2 separate regions of the Homo sapiens genome follow, and region 1 is linked to region 2. Evidence: read pairs that join two places in POLR2A ChIA-PET (ENCODE). Cell type or tissue: PC-3. All regions are shown on one strand. Each heading gives the region's core, and the rest is flanking DNA. Links, peaks and the distances in the headings are about the cores only.

Region 1 (7,364 bases), core at 2,483-4,982, 170 kb before region 2:
ACAGTTACTTATTGCCTAGATTTAACAATAGCAAGGAGCCAACTCCTTGCTGGCTGCTCTACTAGAAAAAAAAAAAAGAGAGAGAGAGAAAAGAGAAAAAACAATATTTGCCGTGTTTATTTTTATTTATTTATTGCTGATGAATTATAAATTCTAGACATCATATTTCACCCCTAAAAACTTCAGCATGAGGCTGGGCGCGGTGGCTCACGCCTGTAATCCCAGCACTTTGGGAGGCTGAGGTGGGCGGATCACGAGGTCAGGAGATTGAGACCATCCTGGCTAACACGGTGAAACCCCGTCTCTACTAAAAAAAAAAAAATACAAAAAAATTAGCTGGGCCTGGTGGCGTGCGCCTGTAGTCCCAGCTACTCGGGAAGCTGAGGCAGGAGAATGGCGTGAACCCGGGAGGCGGAGCCTGCAGTGAGCCGAGATCATGCCACTGCACTCCAGCCTGGGCGACAGAGCCAGACTCCGTCTCAAAAAAACAAAAAACAAACAAAAAAAAAAAACAAAAACTTCAGCATGCATCTCTGAAAAGTAAACACCCTACCATTATTATATCTGAGAAAATTAACAATAATTCCTTAGTGTCATCTATGACCTAAGCCATCGTCAGATTTCTGCCTTATCCTAAAACATCTCTCTCACAGCTGGTTTGTTTGGTTCAGGATCCCGTCCAAGTCCATGCCTTGTATCTGGCTGTCTCTTCAATCTCCCTTGAAGAGCCCTACCCTTTCTTTCTGCCTGGACATTGACTCATTGCCCTGCCTGCAAGGTGTCTATTTGCTTCCTTGCAGCAGTGTTTCCGTCTTCCTCTAACCTTGGTGTTACCTGAGAACTGGTAGGCAGGTCTGCAAGGCTTAGGCTGGTCGGATCAATGGGGCTCAGTGTCAGATGAGGCAAAGCCAGCAGGAGGCAAGGATGATTCTACCTTGAGTGACAGAGGTAGATGTCACTCAGATGCTAAGATCGGGGAAGGAGGAGGGAGAGGACAAATTTGATTTGGGGCACACGGTTTTCGACATGTACAAAGGACATCCAGATGGCAATGGGCTATGTGAGCCTGGAGACTGTGCTGCGAGTTGTTGATCTACAGCCGGTGGGGCTGGGCTCTCCCAAGGCGGTGGAGTGAGAAGCCAGGTGAGACACCAAGCATGAGGCCGTGGCAGAGGAGGTGGAGCCTGGGGCCCAATTGCTGAGCAGTAGCAAAGAAAAAGAAGGAAAACTAGGAGGCCTGGCCTGAGGAAGCCCAAGAAGGAGAGGATTTTAAAGAGCAAACACTGGAGAGAAGTCAGGCCAGAGGAGGACCAGATCTATCATCAAGGAAGTGGTAGAAGGCCTCTAAGCAGTGGGCTGATTGTCTAAGTGAGGGAACAGAGAAGTTGGCTCAAAAAGGAGGAAGGGAAAAAGGAATTAGTTGTTAAAAGGAGATGCAGAGCTGGGTCCAGGGAACAAAACTTTTTTTTTTTTTTTTTTTTTGAGATGGACTCTCTCTCTGTCACCCAGGCTAGAGAGCAATGGTGTGATCTCTACTCACTGCAACCTCTGGGGTTCAAGTGGTTCTCCTGCTTCAGCCTCCCAAGCAGCTGGGACTACAGGCAACTGCCACCACGCCTATTTTTTTTTTTTTTTTTTTTTTGGTATTTTTAGTAGAGATGGGGTTTCACCATGTTGGCCAGCTGGTCTTGAACTCCTGACCTCAAGCGATCCACCTGCTCAGCCTCCAAAGTGCTGGGATTTCAGGCGTGAGCCACTGTGCCCAGTCAACATTTTCTTTTTAAGATGGAGAGACCAATTGGGTGCAGTGGCTCAGGCCTGTAATCCCAGCACTTTGGGAGGCTGAGGTGGGAGGATTTCTTGAGCTCAGGAGATCAAGACCAGCCTGGACAACATAGTCAGACCCTGTCTCTAAAAAAAAAAAAAAAAAAATTAGCCGGGCGTGGTGGTGTGGGCCTGTACTGCCAGCTAGCCAGCTACCTGGGAGGCTGAGGCAGAAGGATTGCTTGAGTCCAAGAAGTCAAAGCTGCAGTGAACCATGATCGTGCCACTGCCCTCCAGCCTGGGTGACAGAGCAAGACGCTGTCTAAAAAAAAAAAAAACCAACATGGAGAGGCCTTGAGTTTGTTGAAATGAGAAAGGGACAAAGGTAGTCAGAAAGGAAGGGTTGGAAATTTGAGGTGAGGCCACTTCCGAGCAAGCGGGAGGCTATGGGGTCCTTCAGGACCGGGCTGAGGAGGTTGGCTTGGACGGCAGGCCCCTGTGCCTTCCACTGGGGGAGGGGGAAGGAATGGTGGGTGCAAACACAGATACGTTTGAGGGGGAGGGCAGAAGGTGATCATTCCTTGGTCTCATTTTCCCACCTCCCTAGTCTGGCTCATCCCTACAGCCTTCGCTGGCTGGGAGGTTCCCTCATGGACCATTTCTTTTTTTTTTTTTGAGATGGAGTCTCGCTCTGTCACCCAGGCTGGAGTGCAATGGTGCGATCTTGGTTCACTGTAACCTCTGCCTCCCAGGTTCAGGCAATTCTCTTGCCTCAGCCTCCCGAGTAGCTGGAATTACAGGCGCACGCCACCACGCCCAGCTAATTTTTGTATTTTTAGTAGAGACAAGGTTTCGCTATGTTGGCCAGGCTGGTCTGAAACTCCTGACCTCAAGTGATCCTCCTGCCTCGGCCTTCCAAAGTGCTGGGATTACAGGCCTGAGCCACCGCACCCAGCCCCTCATGGACCATTTCTGATCCCTCCTGGCCCCAGCAGCCCTGCTGGGTGTCTGCCAGCCTTACTTAGAGCACAAGCGTTGTGAGCCCTGAGGATGCCCCACCCCAGCTCCCACCCCGCCCTGGAGGAGCAGGCCAGGCAAGCAGCCCCATGAGGTCACCCAGAGGCTGGGGACAGAGTCCAGAGCCGAGGGCACCCAATCGAAACCCGAAGTCAGAAAAGCAGAAGTGCAGGCCTGCTTTCCCCCAATCCCCATGGGTGTGGGAACCCAAGGCCCGCTCAGTTCTTTCATAGAACCAGCCCTGTGACGGAGTAGGGTTGACAGCTCTGTTCTACACATGAAGAAACTGAGGCCCAGAAATTCAAGCAGCTGCTCAGCGAGAAGCTGAAGTAGAGTCTAGACAAGAGTCCAAGTCTCTGGTCTCCGGCTCCACTCTTTTTCCCTCTGAATCAATGGAAGCTTCTGCCCCAAGCCCAAGAAAAGGGTCTCACCTGAAACCGTTACATTTGGAATCTCACCCCACATCCATGCAATAAGATTACACTGAGTCAGCCGGGCTGCTCATGCCTGTAATCCCAGCATTTTGGGAGACCAAGGCGGCGGATCACTTGAGGTGAGGAGTTTGAGACCAGCCTGGCCAACACGATGAAACCCCATCTCTACTAAAAGTACAAAAATTAGCTGGGCATGGTGGCAGGCACCTGTAATCCTAGCTACTCAGGAAGCTGAGGCAGGAGAATCACTTGAGCCTGGGAGGCAGAGGTTGCAGTGAGCTGAGATCGAGCCACTGCACCCCAGCCTGGGTGACAGAGTGAGACTCCATTAAAAAAAAAAAAAAAAAAAAAAAAAAAAAAAAAAAAAGATTATACTGAGCCGTGGTGCCACACCTGGGAGGCACAGTCAAATCACCCAAGGAGGCTTAAAATTAAACACTTTCCCCAGGTCCCGGCCCAAACCACTTCCATCAGAATCTCAGAGGGCTGAGCTAGGCACAGTTCCCCAAAGCCTACTGAGGCCTGAGGCCCAGGATCCTGTGGGGTCACCCCCAGCTCCTCCGATCCTGCCCCTGGACATGTAGCTCTGGGCCAGGCCGGGATGGTTAAAGGGAGACCCAGTTTCTGTCCTGGAGAACATGTGTTTGGGGGAGGGACCTGTCGTGTGGACATGACTGAGCTCCTTGAGGCAAAGATCACCATTCCTTCTGGCTCTCCCTCCACCTGGCTTGGGTGGCACAGAGCAGACTCACTGAGTCAACAAAGGACACCATGTCCCCTCGCCAGCCCCTGAGCCAGTTCCTGGGCCAAGTCCTGGTTTGGAGGCGTTCATTTTGCCTCTAGCCCCAGAGGACTGGGTCTTCCTAGTGCACCTGCTCCTGCCCCAGCACTTCCTATGAGGGTTTGGGAGGGAAGAGTGAGGTCAGAGTGGGGAAAGGAGGGGTGTTGTGCAGCTGGTTTGTTCTAGAACCTCTCCTGACCCTCCCCCTTGTGCCTCTCAGAGGCATGAGGGTGTGGTGGAGGGAGGTGGACCCCTCTGGGGAGCCACTGTGGTCATCACCTCCTCTCACTGGGGGGAGGGAATCCGAGACAGGGCCTGAGAGCCAACTTCTGTGGCCAAGAGCAGGCAGGAACTGTGTGAGTTTGTTCACTCCCTATAGTTTGGGGCTGGAGCCCCCTGGGAGACCCCCATCATGGGGGCCCAGCTTCCTACTGGGGAAGAGAAGCAGGTGAGATGCCAGGTGAGTTGCTGGCTGCCCATTCTGCAGTCCCAGCCCTGACACTGACACTCCTGGCTCTGCCATAGGGAGTCCCTGCCCCCCATGCTACCTGCAGGGCAATGCTGAGGGCCTGAGTTCCACACCTGTCCTCTTCTCTCCCCTCTCCACCCAGCTCCTCCCTGGTGGCTCAGAGTTTCTGGCCTCTCTGGAATTTACAGAGGCTATTCCTGTCTCTGAGGCCTGGTTGCATAACCCTTGGTGACCTGTCATATGCACGCACACGTGTGTAGTGTGTGTGTGTGTGTGTGTGTGTGAGTCCTCATCCCTGGCCTCAGGGTGGGGACAGAGAGATGGGTCAGGTGTGTGATAAGCATGAGGCCTCCAGCCTTCTGTGATTCCTGCTGTCCTCCACCCTGATAGCGAGGAGGGGATTAGTCTACCCCTGGGGTCTGGGCTTCTGAGTCGGGTACAGGGGATGGGACACTGGTATGAGAGCTTTTGTGGGCAGAGCAGGGCATGGGGCCCAGTCTTGCTCCTAGTGTGATCTCTACAAGTGTCTCGTGCCCCACATTCACACTGTGCCTGGCTCTGCTTGGGGTCCTTGTCCCCAGCCCACAGTGGGTACAGGAGAAGAGGGGCTGAGAGACATGGCAGGGGAGAAAAAGAGATCCAGGGTGGGGGCCAGAGGAGGAAGAATGGGCCTAGAGTGGAAGGGTGGGGGTCAGAGCCTGACCAGGAAAGGAGGTGGACTTCAGCAGGGGTGGGCTGGTGGGCTTAGTGCTGCCTGGCCCTTAAGCCTGGGGAGGAAGCACTTCTAAGGGAGGAGGGAAGACAAGATGGACCCATGGGCTCAGAGGAGGGGCTGTAACTTCTTACTCAGGGCATGTGTCCACTGTGCGTGGCTGGGGTCTGTCATCCCCACACGAGGGGGTGAAGGGAAGAGAGGCCAGGAAGAAGATTTAACCTTCCTCCTGGAAGAAGCTGGTGCCTGGCCCTCTTCTCTGGGTCCTTAGAGAGGAGGGGACAGGCACGGGCATACTTGTACACGTATGTGGACACGCAAGTGAGAGTGGGCACATGTGGGCATGCAGGCGTGGGAGGGCATATGCATCTTGGTGACCGAGTCTGGAGGAGACAGACCCAGGTGGTCAGGCGGGCAGATAGTGATGTGGTCAGAATCCTTCCTGTCCTCCTCGGGGCTGGCACAGTCCAGATGCCAGCTCCCTGTGATATCACATCTGCCCAGACCCCTTCCTCTTTGGGAACTCTTCCCCTCCCCCCCACAAGCTTCCTCTTTCCCATTACACCCTCCCTGGGCCTAGAGGGAGTGGACAACCACTCATTGTCCTGTTTCCGCCCCAGGAGCCACTCCAGGCCAGCCCAGGCCCCCAGCACTCAGCGCCCCCTCTGCCCACCCTGTCTGTGCAAGCGCGCCCCTCCCCCACAGGCTCAGCCGTGATTCTCTCTGTGCAGTTCATGCTGTGGCTGGGTCTGGCCGTGATCTTCCTCTGTGCAGCCCACACCATGGCTATGTCTGGGCCTCGGATGCGGCTCACTGGTCATTAGAGCACTGAGTGGGGCAGCCAGCAGTGTTTCTAGAAGCATAAAAATACCCTCAACCTGAGGCCCCTCCACCCCACCCGCCCCAACTCAGGCAGCACTTCCGCAGCCCTGACAGGAAATGGGCTGGAGTCTCAGCCTCCCGCCATCTCGGCAACTTCTTGTTTCCCTGTTGCCCTGTGCCAGCACTGGGGTAGTGCCCCTGGGCTCTACCCCCAAAACCTTCCCAGGGCTCTGTCCCGGCAGTTCAGAGGGGCCAGGATGGTGGACATAATCGCCAAAGTGACCAGGAGGCAGAGTCGAGCCTTGCCGGCACAGGTAGGGGATGCTGGGGTCAAGGGGTGCCCGGTGGGCCTCTACCACAAGCCCTGTTAGGAGCTGGGTGAGCTGGGGCTTAGAGCAGGGAGCCTCTTGGAAGTTGGGGCTCATACTTCCTTTTCTCTTTCCTTCTCGGAGGCCCTGCCCATCCAAGAGGTGGTCAGCTTGGGGCAAGAGTGGCAGGGCTGCCACCTGCTTGTGGACAGGGGAGGGAACTGGAGATAAGGGGTGAACCACTGTAAGGCAGTACCAGGGGGCTGGGCAGCCTGGAGCCTGAGAGCCAGGTCCCTCTTGGCTCCTCCTCTGGCCTGAGGTCGGAAGGCCACTTCTTGTCTCTAGGATGCGACCCAAGAGCCATTGATCCCGTAGTCAGGCCCCTGCTTATGAGCTGCATCTGGGTCTTGTCTGGGCCTCCATGAACAGGAGCAAGGAGGAGGGTAGGGGTGGCAGGCGCCTGTAACTCCTTGAAGGCCAGAGGATGTGGAGGGCGTGACTGCACCTGGCCCCAGGAGCTGGTTAGAACCCAGCTGAGGCTCTGCCAGGAGAGGAGAGCATCTCTATCTCAGCACTGTGCAGGGTCTGCCGAGAGTTCCAGAGTTTGAAGGGGCCTGAAGGACACTGCAGTTCAACACCCACCACAGGGCTATGGCTTCCCTAACAGGGAGTAGACTCTGCTCAGTCACCTCCAGTGAGGGCCCCTCACTACCTCCAGAAGCAGCCTGTGTCTCTGGCAGCCCTAGTCCTCAGAATGCTTCCTTCAGAGGAATGCTGCTGTGCCCCTGCAGCATGATACCCCATCTTCTCTTCCTTGTGACAGCCCTGTCATGCTGGGGACCTAAACTTCTACCTCCGAAATCTCCTCTGTACCTGCTGGGGACATTCCTTCGTGTGAGGACCCCATCAGCCTCACTGGCCTGGGACTCCTCGTGGACCCAGAGCCATGGCCCACAGCCTGCCAAGTAGAAATTCCTGCTCCAAAGAGCCTGTTCCTTATCAGCTCATCCACCCCTGGTGGAGCCTTTCAACTCCTGCCCCAGTGCGTTCAGCTGGG
Region 2 (7,364 bases), core at 4,572-7,071:
CATGGTGAAACTCCGTCTCTACTAAAAATACAAAAATTAGTTGGGCGTGGTGACATGCATCTGTAGTCCCAGCTACTGGGGAGGCTGAGGCAGGAGGATCTCTGGGGTCCGGGAGGCAGAGGTTATAGTGAGCTGAGATTGCACCACTGCACTCCAGCCTGGGCAACAGAGCAAGACTCTCAAAGAAGAAAAAAAAAACACACATGCACACAAATGCACACTCCTCCCACCCAGGGTTTGGCCTTGGAGGCCCAGAAGGCAGGCAGTATAGACTGGCTTCTGGGAGAGTAGAGACGGCAGCAAAGGAAGGAAGGGGATTCGGAGTATGCGGATGGACAGGGATGTGGACAGGGAAGCCTGGGGGAGGGAGAATGGGAGGCCGCGCCATGGCCTGGCCTCAGGTTCCCTGCTAAGCAAAAGCCCAGCCTTGTGGATCTTCAAGAGCCTGCCCAGCTTTCGAACGGGCCAAGGAGAGAGATGCCCAGGGCCTGGAGGGTGGGATTAGGAAGGGGTGAGCAGTTCAGAATGGGCCAGGGCCAGCAGGAGAAGCGGGAAGGAGACTGGAAGGAGGGACAAGGAGGAGCTGCAGAGGTAGGTGTCTTGGGGGCGGTGGGGGACTGAGCCAGAAGCATCACTGGACTCTCAGGACTCATCTTTCCTTAGGTTTTTTTAAATTAATAGACTTTATTTTTTAGAGCAGTTTTAGGTTTGCAGCAAAACTGAGTGGAAAGTACAAAGAGTTCCCATGTACCCCTGTCCCCACCCACATACAACCTCCCCCGCCATGGACATCCTGCAGTGGTACATTTGTTACAACTGATAAACCTACACTGACTCATCATCATCACCAAAAGGCCACAGTTCACAATGGGGTTCACTATTGGTGTTCTACATTCTATGGGGGTTTGTTGCTGTTTTTGAGACGGAGTTGTGCCCTGTCACCCAGGCTGGAGTGCAATGGCGTGGTCTCAGCTCACTGCAACCTCTGTTCACCTCCTGGGTTCGAGCAATTCTCCTGCCTCAGCCTCCCAAGTAGCTGGGACTACAGGCACCCGCCACCATGCCCATCTAATTTTTGTATTTTTGTAGAGACGGGGTTTCACCATGTTGGCCAGGCTGGTCTTGAACTCCTGACTCTAGGTGATCCACCCGCCTTGGCCTCCCAAAGTGCTGGGATTACAGACGCGAGCCACCACACCCGGCCCGTTCTATGGGTTTTGATTGTAGTATGATACAGAGTCGTTTCATTGCCCTAAAAATTCTGTGCTCTACCTGGCCCCTCCAACTCCTGTCAACAACTGGTCCTTTTACTGTTGCCACTGTTTTGCTTTTTCCAGAATGATTTGGAATCATACGGTATGCAGTTTGTTTGGGTTGGCTTCTTTCACCTGGTAATACATGTTTAAGGTTCCTCCTGTCTTTTCCTGGCTTGATAGCGCATTTATTTTTAGTGGTGAATACTATTGCATTGTCTGGGTGTATCACTGTTTATTTATCCATTCACCTACGGAAGGACATCCGGGTTGCCGCCAAGTTTTGGCAATTATGAATAAAGCTGCCATAAACATCCATGTGCAGGTTTTTGTGTGGATATGAGTTTTCAAAACATTTGGATAAATACCAAGGAGCACGATTGCTGGATCATGTGATAAGGGTGCGTTTAGTTTTGTAAGAAACTGCCAAACTCTCTTCCAGATTGGCTGCACCATTTTGCATTCCCACCAGCGATTAATCAGTTCCTATTGTTCCACATCCTCACCAGCATTTGGTGGTGGTGGTAGTGTTTTGGATTTTGGTATCTGAATAGCTGCATAATAGTATCTCATTGTTTTAATTTGCAATTTGCTGATAAGATATGATGTTGAACATTTTTTCATATGCTTACTTTCATTTGTATATATTCTTTGGTGAGGTGCTTGTTTAGATTAGATTTTTTTTTTTTTTTTTTTTTTTTAGACAAGGCTTCATTCTATCACCCAGGCAGAGTGCAGTGGCTCGATCATGGCTAATTGCAGCCTTGAACTCCTGGGCTCAAGTGATCCTCCTGTCTCAGCTTCCCAAAAAGCTGGGACTAAAGGTGTGCACCACCATGCCTGGCTAAGCTTTTTATTTTTTGTAGAGATGGGATCTTTCTATGTTGCCCAGGCTGATCTCAAACTCCTGGCCTCAAGTGATCCTCCCACCTCAGCTTCCCAAAGTGCTGGGATTAAAGATGTAAGCCACCACACTTGGCTTTGCCCATTTTTTTTTAAATCGGGCTGTTCATTTTCTTACTGTTGAGGGGTTTTATTTTTTTGTTTTTTTGAGACAAGTTCTTTCTCCATCACCCAGGCTGGAGTACAATGGTGCCATCATGGCTCACTGCAGCCTTGAACTTCTAGGCTCAAGCAATCCTCCCTCCTCGGCCATCCAAAGTGCCGGGATTACAGTCCTGAGCACCATGCCTGGCCTTACTGTTGAGTTTTAGGAGTAATTTGCAGAGGGCAGAAGACCAAGAGATCCGAGTCATCACAGAAAACAAACAGGTGACCAGGGCTGGAGGAGGGTCCTTTTCCCTCACCCAGGGTGGGGGGAATCACTGCCCTACCCCTTTCCCCAGAATCCCCTGCATAGAGGGCTGTGGTACAGCTTCCTATGGAGGATCCTGGGAGGAGGTGGAACTGTATACCCACAGGCCTGGTCCCAGGTCCCCTGGAGTCTGAGTACCTGAGTGGGCTGGGTCCCTCTGCCCTCTCTCCTTCCTGCCTCTGAGGCCTCCACAGCACCCTCAAAGGCTGCTCACATGAGATCCAGCAAAGGAGCAGGCTGGCAGGATGCAGAAAGGGAGGCTGCAGCTGCATACTGCCTGGCTGACCCAGATGGAGCCAGCAGCAGCCATGGCCACAAAGGCTGCACACACCATGAGGAGGGCAAGAGAAACCCAGGGCCTTGTGAAGCTGCCCATCCAGCCGAGTCAGGTCCAGATGCTGGGTCTCAGAGGTGAAGGCAGGGACCGGAGGCCAGGCCTCGGGTGCTGGGTTTGGGGTAAAGCCTGGCTAGCCCTGGCATTTCTATGCAACAGATGCAAAGACCTTTCCAACCTCTTTCTTTCTCCTGGGGCAGCTTGACAGGCAAGACACCCCAGCAGCTGGCAGGTGAGGGCCCCAGGACTGGGAGTAGAGAAGAAAATTAGGGGGTGCTCAGGGAAAAACTACAAAGGATTGCCTGCCCTGAAGCTGGGGTCACTGCAAGAAGCCAGTGTTTGCAACCATCCCTCCATGCTTGTCTGATTTGCTCATCTCTACAACCCTAGGGCTCACAGTCTTGTGTGTGTGTGTGTGTGTGTGTGTGTGTGTGTGTGTGTGTGTGTAGGAAAGGAAAAGAAAACTCAGTGGATTGGTAGATAGGTGAATGCAGGTATTTAGATGGATGGATAGATGGATGATGAACAGGATGGAAAAGAAGGGAGAAGGTAAAGAAGGAGAAAAAATGGGGGGAAAAATCTGAGTTCCCCTGCCTCATGGGGTCTAGGACCATAGGGGTAAAGGCAAAAGAAACTACAGCCCCAGTGCTCCCCCAAACAACATGTCCTGATATTGGCAAGGGCCCCTCAAAGCAGAATCACTTTATTCATCATCAACAATGGTCAGTGCCTACTACATGCCAGGCACCAGCAGGGCTCCAAGACACTGTAGCTTCAGAGCCAGACTGCCAGATGTGACCTTGGACATGAGTTTTGAATGTTTTTCAAACATGAGTTTTGGACATGAGGACTGGATGGGCACATAACATGTACCAACACACAACAGCCACTGCTACTCTTTATATTAAAAGTTATAGGCCAGGTGTGGAGGTTGATGTCTGTAATCCCAACAGTTTGGGAGGCCAAGGCGGGAGGATTACTTGAGCCCAGGACTTTGAGACCAGCCTGAGTAACATGGCGAAACCCCATCTCTACAACAAATTAAACAATAAGCCAGGCGTGGTGGCACGTACCTGTGATCCCAGCTACTCAGAAGGCTGAGGCGAGAGGATCGTTTGAGCCTTGGGAGGTTGAGGCTGCAGTGAGCCGAGATCTCGCCACTGCACTCCAGCCTGGGCAAAGAGTGAGACTCTGTCTCAAAAATAAATAAATAAATAAATAAAAATTTAAAACACCCAGGAGGGAGTTGGAATGAGCCAAGTCGTCAGTTCCACCTGAGTTAGAGTGGGCAGCTCTCAGGGTTCTTGTGTGGGTGGTTCGTCTTGCCACCTGTCCCCTCTACCCTCAGCCTTCCAGGATATCTTCAAACTCTTCAGCTCCAGCCCAACAGGCACCGTGGACATGCACAGCATGAAAGTTGCCCTGGGCAATGTGGGTATCCAGCTGAGTCCACAGGAGACGTTCGAGGCTCTGCGGCAGGCAGACTTGGATGGTGGGTGCCCCAACCCTGTCTTCTTGTCCCCTCCCACCTCCAGGCATTCTTTTAAAGAATGCCTCCCCTTCCCACAAAATCCTGGCCTGGTCCTATTTTAAAGTTCCCTCTTCCAGGAAGCCTGCCCTGACCAACACACCTATCTCATGGCCTGTAAACGTTGCTGCTGTGTTCATCCTAATCCTGATTTGGGAACCCCCAAGGCATGGGCCGTTTCTCCCCCATTGAAACTGGGGTCTGCCCTTGGCTAGAGGCAGGACTAGATTCTCTAACACCTGGAACTGCCAGCAGGCATGTGCAAGGCAGGCCTTCTGCAGGGGGCAGGCACCCACAGCACCCCCTCTCCTCTCTCCCCAGGTGATGGAATCGTAAGCTTCATTGACTTCCTGGGTGTCTTCGATGACAACCACCGCTTGGCTCAGTGCATGGGTGAGGGGCAAGGCTGGTGGAGGAGGGGTGGGCCTGGCTTAGGGGGTGCCCCCTCCTCACCCTCCTTCACCTTTTTTGCCCCCAAGCCGGGTGAGGAACAGCCAGCTCTGTACCCCCAGGGACTGCAGACCCTGTTCTTGGAAATGCTGTTCAAGCTGCTGGGCCGGGGCTTTGTGCCCTCCAAGTTGGCACGGGGGGTGATGAGGTGGGCACAACCATACCAGCTCCTGGGCCCACAATGGGAGGAGCAAACCCTGCCCCCCGCAGGGACCCCTGATATTCCTGCCCTAGAGACGGGAGCCCTGAATTCTGAGTCTGTTTCCTGGGCCCCAAGTCGCCCCAGGACAAAGACAAAGCAGCGGCTTCCGGCCCTGCTTTGGCTTCCGCACCTGTGAGACAGAGAGGGCTGGGAGTGTCTGAGGCGGCCGCCCCGCCTCTCTTCTCCAAGCTACTACTTCAAGAAGCAGCGGGCTCTGCGGCTCAGCCCAGGCTGCGGGGGTTGGGGGGCGCTCCCACGCGGGGCTCGCCTTCTGCCACGCGGCGCGCATCAGCGACCTCTCCAACTAGGAGCTGGCGCGCTCGCTGCACAAACTGCACGAAGTAGGTGCGTCCCCGACGGGGCGGGGGGCGCCGGGACCCGCGGGAGGGACCTCTCCCGGCCACTTACAACCCCCGCCCTCGCCTCCGACCCCCAGGACCCGTTCTGAGGACCGTCTCCTCCTCCACCTCCTCCCAGGCACCCGCCCCAGGTGCGCGCAGCCCGTACTCTCAGATTCCTAACCTGGAGGGGTTGGCGCTCCCGGAACGCAGGACACGAAGCCCAGCCCCGGGCCCCGGCTTCCGCCTGATCCAGCCCTACTAGCCCGGCCGCCCCAAGATCCCGCCCAGCCCGGGGCGTGTCTCGGCCTAGGTGAGAGCCGGCGGGCGGGGGAGGGACACGCAGTGAGGGGCGGGACAAGTGCCCGGAGGACAGACAGATGGGGCGACACTGGCTGGTGGAGGGGAGGGGCAGGCGAGGAGCGGGGGCAGGCCCGGAAGAAATGGGGACCCGGCAGGCGGTGACGGAGGCGGCACGCGCGGAGATGTAAGGCGAGGTCACTTATGGCGTCACTAAGTACTGGGTAGGGCGAAAGGAAAAGGGGCCAGATGCCCGGGTGGGAGGCAGGACTGGCGCAAATGGGGCGGGGCAGCCGGAAGGAGAACTGCTGCGGGGCTGGCCCGGCGTGTCTAACCCCAGCTGCCCGCTCGCCCCCTCCGGCCTCCCGCAGGGATACTGGGCCAGCCACGAAAGCCTCCGCCCCCTCGAAGCGGGCTCCCTCGCCGCCAACTCTAGTGAAGAAGCAGCCCTTCTCCCCGGCGCCCGCTGGTTTGCAGAGGCCTGCTATGAAGAGCTTGTGCAAGTAAAGCGTTTGCTGAGCGGAAACAGGCTGCGGGTGGCTGCGGCAGGCATGGAGCCGACGCGGATCTTTTGCAAACATCTTTATTAATCTCATATAAAAATAAGGTCCATGGACGGTCCTCGGGGCTGGGGCTTGCGGGGGCGAGGTGCACTTTATAAGTTACAGGCCAGGCTCCTGCTGAGGCTAAGTATGGCTATTTGGAGGGGGCTTTAGGGTGGGTGCTGCAAGCAGCATTTGGGGGAAGGGGCGGGCGATGCTGCCCTCTGTGGCCAAGAGGAGGATGCACCAGCCCGTTTGAGGCGGGCCACAGCGGAGGAGGGGCTGCCCGGCCAGCCGAGCTGAGGACCACCTTCCTTGAGCCTCAGCCTGTCCACGGCCCCACACCCCTGCAGAATCCACCTGCAGAAATAGCGGCTACAGCGAGAGGTCGGAGGTGACCTGCAGTGGGGGGCCCGGGGGACGCCGACGGGCACTGCGGCGGCCTGTGTCTGCGCGGATGTAGGGCTGGTTCCGCAGATCTGGCAGCCGAAGGAGACACATTTACCATTCAGGAGTCCGCCCAGAGCTGGGAGCATGGCTCCAGGGCACAAAGCTTAGCCTCCTAAGGACTCAGATTGTGTGCACATGGCAGGGGTACCGTTTATGTTTGCCAGACCCCTCCACCCCACAAATCACATCCCAGCCATCCACTGGCCCAGGAGAAGGCAGCATGCCTCAGTTCTCCCAAGGGTCCCAGGGGCTGTGGGCAGCGTGGTATCAGAGGCCAGGTCATCTGGGTACCTGAGGGGCTAGAGGGGCATCTCTTCTCCCAGGCTGGCCTCACAGAGGAGCCGGGATGTCCGCTTGCCGGTGCGGGCCGTGAAGGGCACCGTCTTGATCACTGAGTGGGGGTGGGGCAGGTGAAGGGGAGTAGAGAAAGGAAAAAGGAAAGAAAAACAGAAAAGGTAGCAAGAAGCAGTGTGGCAGCCAGTCCCCCAGAGGATAGCGCATTGGGTCAGAAGAAAGCATAGAAGGACAGACTGAGGATAAGACCAAGGCCTGGCCAAGCCCTTACCTGTGATGATGTCTTCAATGGCCCCATCACGGTCGCTCTCATAAATGAGTGGCTCCTTCTGCTGCCTCCGTTTCAGCTCAGAGATGA

The links. ChIA-PET counts read pairs that join two places held together with the same protein. Peaks named below come from ENCODE experiments on the same cell type or tissue, not always from the same donor. Only the 100,000 strongest peaks of a DNase experiment are listed, where the experiment ranks them.
Region 1: POLR2A ChIA-PET joins it to region 2 with 25 read pairs; 4 of 35 experiments call an interaction of 5 or more read pairs at or near these places.

What each region holds. Positions count from the first base shown.
Region 1 is chr17:45,409,181-45,416,544 of GRCh38, reverse strand. All of the region lies in intron 4 of ARHGAP27 (Rho GTPase activating protein 27), which reads left to right. Among named protein-coding and RNA genes, the nearest start is that of ARHGAP27, 20 kb to the left of the region's middle. RefSeq lists a silencer at 4,389-4,576 and an enhancer at 4,419-4,919. In PC-3, for the core only: no CTCF peak of the experiment used is centred there; no DNase peak of the experiment used is centred there.
Region 2 is chr17:45,246,244-45,253,607 of GRCh38, reverse strand. It overlaps FMNL1 (formin like 1), which reads right to left. Exons shown (of 27, transcript NM_005892.4): 25 at 7,278-7,364; 26 at 7,004-7,103; 27 at 6,290-6,741. The coding sequence ends at 7,012. MAP3K14-AS1 (MAP3K14 antisense RNA 1) reads right to left here and starts at 5,683. Exons shown (of 4, transcript NR_110326.1): 1 at 5,605-5,683. It also overlaps the pseudogene EFCAB15P. RefSeq lists enhancers at 4,836-4,885, 6,136-6,205 and a silencer at 5,296-6,025. In PC-3, for the core only: CTCF peaks have their summits at 6,270 and 6,478; DNase peaks (open chromatin) are centred at 5,237 and 5,737; H3K4me3 peaks cover 2,500 bases; H3K27ac peaks cover 1,897 bases.